Regions from separate parts of the Homo sapiens genome. Here region 2 is linked to region 1. Evidence: chromatin contacts called from ENCODE POLR2A ChIA-PET data. All regions are on one chromosome and are shown on one strand. The core of a region is the stretch at or near the end of the contact, and the rest is flanking DNA. Distances in the headings are between cores, read along the strand shown.

Region 1 (2,870 bases), core at 267-2,766:
GGGCCTGACTGCAGAATAAAGTAGAGATGCTTAGGGTGGTGGGTGAAGGAGTGAGGATTAGGGCACCGAGTTTACTCCTCTAGTAACACTACCTGGGTCAGACGGGGCAGTTATCAGTGACTCCCAACTTATAGCCTTTTCCTCTGGGTGTGTAGAGACTCTCAAAGATTTCTTCAGTAGACACGGTTTTTGCTTCTTCTCTCCTGTCCTGGGACATTTTATGATCCTGACCCCATTCTTACCCTTCCTACCAGCACCTGCTCAGCACGCTCTGGAAACAAAGAACACTCTATCCTCTCACTGTAAATTGACTGTAGAGTCCAGGCTAGGGACACCACGACATCATCCCTGTAGCTGCTAGTTCTTTCATGCCATCACTGAGCCGGGAGCCCCGGAAACTTAGCTTGGAGGAGTGGAGCAGTAGGGCATCTTAAAATGTTTTTTTGTTTGTTTGTTTTAGATGGAGTTTTGCTCTGTCTCCCAGGCTGGAGTGCAGTGGCGCTATCTTGGCTCACTGCAACCTCTGCCTCCTGGGTTCAAGAGATTCTCCTGCCTCAGCCTCCCTAGAAGCTGGGATTTCAGGCACGCGCCACCATGCCCAGCTGATTTTTGTATTTTTAGTAGAGATGGGGTTTCACTATGTTGGCCAGGCTGCTCTTGAACTCCGGACCTCAAGTGATCTGCCCGTCTCAGCCTCCCAAACTGCTGGGATTAAAGGCGTGAGCCACCGAACCCGGCAAATCTTAGAATTTTTGAGAGGAAGGGACCTTCAAGAGACAAACGCAGTTCAGGGACGTGGGGCTATTGCCCACAGTCACCAGTTGGTTCTCTTTTTTTGGGGGGGTGGGGGGATAGGGTCTTACTCTGTCGCCCAGGCTGGAGTGCAGTGGCACGATCTTGACTCACTGCAACCTCCGCCTCCCGGGTTCAAGTGATTCTCCTGCTTCAGCCTCCCCAGTAGCTGGGATTACAGGCGCGCGCCCCCAAGACCTGCTAATTTTTGTATTTTTAGTAGAGACGGGGTTTCAGCATGTTGGCCAGGCTGGTATCGAACTCCTGACCCCAAGTGATCCGCCCTCCTCGGCCTCCCAGAGTCCTGGGATTACAGGCGTGAAGCACTGCGCCTGGCCTAGTTGGTTCTCTTTTTCCCTGTCAGCCTGTAGCGGGAGTGGCTTGCTGTCAGCTCGGGTCCGACACTGCAGGGTTCCCGACCTCCAGCCTCGCCAGGAGAGCGCCGCGTTCAGCGACTCGGAGCCGGGTACCTCCTGCCTGCTGGATTAGGTAGAAGGAGAAGCTCAGCCAATCCTGAGGGCTCGGAGGCAAGGAAGGCGGGACGAAGAGGAAAAGTTGAGGACAGGAGCGTCACCCAATCCAACGCCTGACTGCAAAAGCGATGGCGGCGAGCACCCAATTGTAGACGGCAGTTAGAGGGAGGATGGTTAGTGGAGAGCGGACCAATCCGTGACAGGGGAGGGCAATCTTAAGCCAATTAAAGCTGAGAAGGTGGGAAGGGGCGGAGCTCGCCCTGTGGCTGCTCGGTGGTGGGTGAGGTATCAGCTTTCTCCGCTAGTTCCCACCCTGGTAGTCCTTAGCCCCTGGAATGCGTGAGGGAGATGCTTAGGGAGTTCTCGAAGTGGGGCGTAGAGGCATCGCCTGGCAAGGCCTGGGAGCGAAAAAGATCTCTACTTCGTGGAGCCGTTGGACGCTACCGGGTGGGCATCAAGGAAGCGGAGGGTGGCTAAGGGGCGGGACTTCCGGGGGCAGGGCTTATCGGACGGGGGTGGGGCCTGTTCTAAGGTTAGGCCGAGGTGGGCGGAGCTAATGGGAGAGCTTTGGGTGTGACCTAGGAGAAAGAAGGGCAGTAACTTAAGCGATTGTTTTGGAGTGGCAAGTGATAGTTAAGGGCTGATAAGGTTGCTGGGGAGGTTACCTGTCTTAACTCACTGCCCTTTTTTCTCAGGGAGCCACTGGTGGGGACCTTTTTTGGGCCCCCTTTCCTTCGTGGGGTACTATGGAGTTCCCAGAACACAGTCAGCAGCTGCTGCAGAGCCTCCGGGAGCAGCGGTCCCAGGGTTTCCTTTGTGACTGCACCGTGATGGTGGGTAGTACCCAGTTCTTGGCCCATCGGGCTGTGCTGGCCTCCTGCAGCCCATTCTTCCAGCTTTTCTACAAGGAGCGGGAATTGGACAAGAGGGATCTGGTGTGTATTCACAATGAAATTGTCACAGCCCCAGCCTTTGGGCTGCTTCTGGACTTTATGTATGCTGGCCAGCTGACCCTGAGAGGGGATACCCCTGTGGAGGATGTGCTGGCAGCTGCCAGCTACTTGCACATGAATGACATCGTCAAGGTGTGTAAGCGGCGGCTTCAAGCCCGGGCCCTGGCAGAGGCAGACAGTACCAAGAAGGAGGAGGAAACCAACTCACAGCTTCCTAGTTTGGAGTTTTTGTCTAGTACTTCCCGTGGCACCCAACCTTCGTTGGCATCTGCTGAGACATCAGGCCACTGGGGCAAAGGGGAATGGAAAGGCTCTGCTGCTCCCTCACCTACTGTCCGTCCTCCAGATGAGCCACCAATGTCTAGTGGGGCTGACACTACACAGCCTGGCATGGAGGTTGACGCACCACATCTGCGGGCACCTCATCCACCAGTGGCTGATGTCTCTCTTGCCAGCCCTAGTAGCTCCACTGAGACCATTCCTACAAACTACTTCTCTTCTGGCATCTCAGCAGTTTCATTGGAGCCACTGCCATCTCTTGATGTGGGTCCTGAGAGTCTGAGGGTGGTGGAACCAAAGGATCCTGGAGGACCACTGCAAGGCTTCTATCCCCCAGCCTCAGCCCCAACGTCAGCCCCAGCCCCTGTCTCAG
Region 2 (2,870 bases), core at 218-2,717, 4.4 Mb before region 1:
TCCTGTAAGGCCGTGCACAATCGTCGCCTTCCTTTCTAGACTCCCCGGATCTTATCATTCCCAAATCTACCCTCCACCCCAACACAAGATGTGCACAACTCTGAAACAAATTTCAGAGGTGCAAATCAAGGACCAAAATTCCATCTGATCTTTTTGGATAAAGTAATAAAATAAACGATTGCATCTAAGGATACAAGGAAAATACATCTTGTCCAAAAATTAAATAAAAGACCGGCCGGCGCGACGGTCAATCCGTAATACCAAGAAAGGGTTTTCTTTTTTCTAAATATTCTCGTGGATAATGGCTTCCATTGAGAACACAGGTTCCCCCCGTTTTTGTCACTACATTACAGCCACGTTAACAGCATCCTTTCAAAACTGCTACGAGACCAGAGGACCCGATGACACAGTTTGCAGAGCAGTTAGAGGCAGAGCCCTCCCGGAGGAAGCCCTGGCCCGAAGTCGGGAGGGAAACCGTGCTTGCACCCCCTGGGCGACGACCGCCTGGGCATGGAGCAGCCAGGGCCGGAGAGGAAAAAGGGCGAATCTCGCTGGGCTCCCCCAGGAAAAGGCGTTTCAATGGTTCACCCATCGGAAAAAGAGATAGAAACTTTGCATTCAGTCTTTGGATAACACAGTCAACCAAACTTCCAAATGAGGGGGGGGAGGGGGAAACTCACCGGAGATTCTGCTCTTGAGTTCTTGTCCAAGTGAGAAGTAAAAGATTCCAAAGCTGAGAGGAATAATTAAATCCCAAACGTCGTCTTCGGTTTTTCCGTGGATCAACCCAGTATCCAGAGAGGGTCAGAGCGACCAGGAAAAGGGAGCAAACAGTTGCTGAATCAAACCTTCTCTTCTGGCTTTGGAGACCGGGAGTCGGAGGCGTCAGGAGAGAGGAGCGCGACCCCTCGGCGCCGAGCCCGGGGCGCCCCCGCCTCCCCCAGGCCAGCGGTCAGCAGCCCGGGCCCGAGCCCCGGGCCGGCCCCGGCCGCAGGGAGCGCCCTCCTCGCCGTGCCCTCGGCCAGCAGGGGCTGGTCGCCTGCGGGAGCAGCGGCCGATCAGCTGAGACCGGCCGGCCCGAGGCTCCCCGCGCCGCCCCGGCCCCCCGGAACGCGGGCCCCGGCCCCGGGGGGCGGACAGGGCGGGAGCGGCGCGGCGCGCCGGGATGGGGGCCCTGGCTCCCCTCGCGTCTCCCCCTCAGGTCTGGCTCCGCGCTGCGGGACGAGCCCCCCGGCTACTCCCCAGTCGCAGAAGAGGGATTCCGGGGGATGGGCCCCCTGGCGTTGCCCCTCCTCCCGGAGCGTCCCCTGCCCAGGAAAGACAGAGCGGCCACGGGCCCAGCCGCTGGGAAGGTGCTCCGAGAGCCGCCGCCGCCGCCGCCGCTGCCGGGGAGGGGTGTTGTTTCCCTCACACAGGAGGAGCCGCTGAAGCAGCCGCCGCCATTTTGAACCCGTCAGACTCTCACATACACACAGCTCCTCCGAGGCGCACTGCGCAGGCGCCACCTCCCCACCCCTCCTCCAGCTCGCCTCTCCACCCCCCCACCCCCTTCAGGCCTCCCTGCGCTTCTTACCGCTCTCCCGGGCGCGCGTGAACGCGCACGCGTCACTCCCCTCTAACGCGGACACACCGCCGGCGCGCGCACGCGCGGATGCGTCGGCCTCGAATCGCCCGCGCCCCGCGACGCCGACGCGGCTCCCTGCGCCCCCTCGCGTCAGGCCGCCCGCCCTCCCTCCCTCCCGCCAGCCCGCCGCCCCCGCTCCCCGTCGGCGTTCTTCCAGGGCTCGGGCCTGGCTGGCTGCTCGCGCCTGCGCGCAGGGCACCGATCCTCCTCCGCGCGCCCTCCCCCCACACACCCTCACACACACTTCGCCTCTGCGACCCCGCCCCTCGCGGCCAGCTGTGCTGGCCGCCCTCCCCCACCCCCCTGGGAGGGTGGTGACCCCCGACCCCCCACAAAGCACATCACCCCCCCCAAGCAGTGGGAGATCTGCGTCCCCTTCCCCTTCAACCGCCTTTGGCCCCAGGCTGCCCGTCACAGTCACACAACCTGAGGGCCGGGAGGCCTGGGCCAGGGCAACCGATACCCGCCTCAAAGCAGGGTCTCCCGGGGTCAAGCCGCCGGGCTGGGCCCGCGGGACCTGGGCTCCCGGCTCAGGCCTGCCCAGGGCGAGAGGGCGCAGGGAAGGGGCGCATGGCCGCCGGCTGCCCTCCCTTCGCGTGCCGGCCGGTGGGCCGAGGCCGGCTTGCCCGCCATTCCCGGGCAGGCCCCGGCGCCGCCGCCACGGGGCCCGTCTGCCCTGGGCCCGGGGGCTCCTCGGTGCAGCGGCCTGGCCCCGCCTCACCCACTGCTCGTCGCTCCGAAGGGGCAGGAAACAGGAGTAGCATGTCTGTCCTGGGCTCGGCTCCCCGGGGGTGCTGCAGGCGCTTAACAAGGGCGTCCACAGGTACCAGGCGCAGAAGCGGTCTCCGCGACGGCCCGGGGGCGGTGGCGGCCGGCGCGCCCACCGCCGGCCGGAGGCGCCCGGCGAGGTGGCCCAGGAAGCCCCCGCTCCTCGGCCACGCTCAGCTTTCCGCCGCGCCGGTGCCCCCGGCGGCCCGGGTGGGACGTGACCCCGCCCCCGGCGAGTCGGGGCGCCCCCCACGGAGGGGTGCGCGGGCCGCCCCCGGCCCCCGGCCCGACCCTGCCGCCCTGGGCCGTGGCGGGCGCGGGAGGCCCGGCCGGGAAGATGTCTCCTGTTGGTGCGCGCAGCTTCGCGCGGGGGTCAGCGACGGGGCAGCAGCCGCCCGAGCTGCGCCGGCCCTGCCCACGGACCGACTCCCGCGGCCCGACAGCTGCCCGACGGGCCAGCAGGCTCCGAACGTCGACG

What was found. ChIA-PET counts read pairs that join two places held with the same protein, here RNA polymerase II (POLR2A).
Region 2: POLR2A ChIA-PET joins it to region 1 with 10 read pairs in OCI-LY7. The contact joins the promoter of KDM2A here to the promoter of ZBTB3 in region 1. POLR2A ChIA-PET finds 5 or more read pairs at or near these places in 2 of 52 experiments (H1 and OCI-LY7).

The regions. Positions count from the first base shown.
Region 1 is chr11:62,752,806-62,755,675 of GRCh38, reverse strand. It overlaps ZBTB3 (zinc finger and BTB domain containing 3), which reads left to right and starts at 1,516. Exons shown (of 2, transcript NM_001370809.1): 1 at 1,516-1,712; 2 at 1,961-2,870. The coding sequence starts at 2,012. RefSeq lists enhancers at 228-1,105, 1,986-2,863.
Region 2 is chr11:67,117,860-67,120,729 of GRCh38, reverse strand. KDM2A (lysine demethylase 2A) reads right to left here and starts at 1,467. Exons shown (of 21, transcript NM_012308.3): 1 at 681-1,467. LOC107984341 (a long non-coding RNA gene) reads left to right here and starts at 2,382. Exons shown (of 2, transcript NR_160735.1): 1 at 2,382-2,870. RefSeq lists silencers at 326-415, 941-1,080, 1,261-1,330, 1,471-1,910, 2,091-2,370 and 1 more and an enhancer at 1,981-2,030.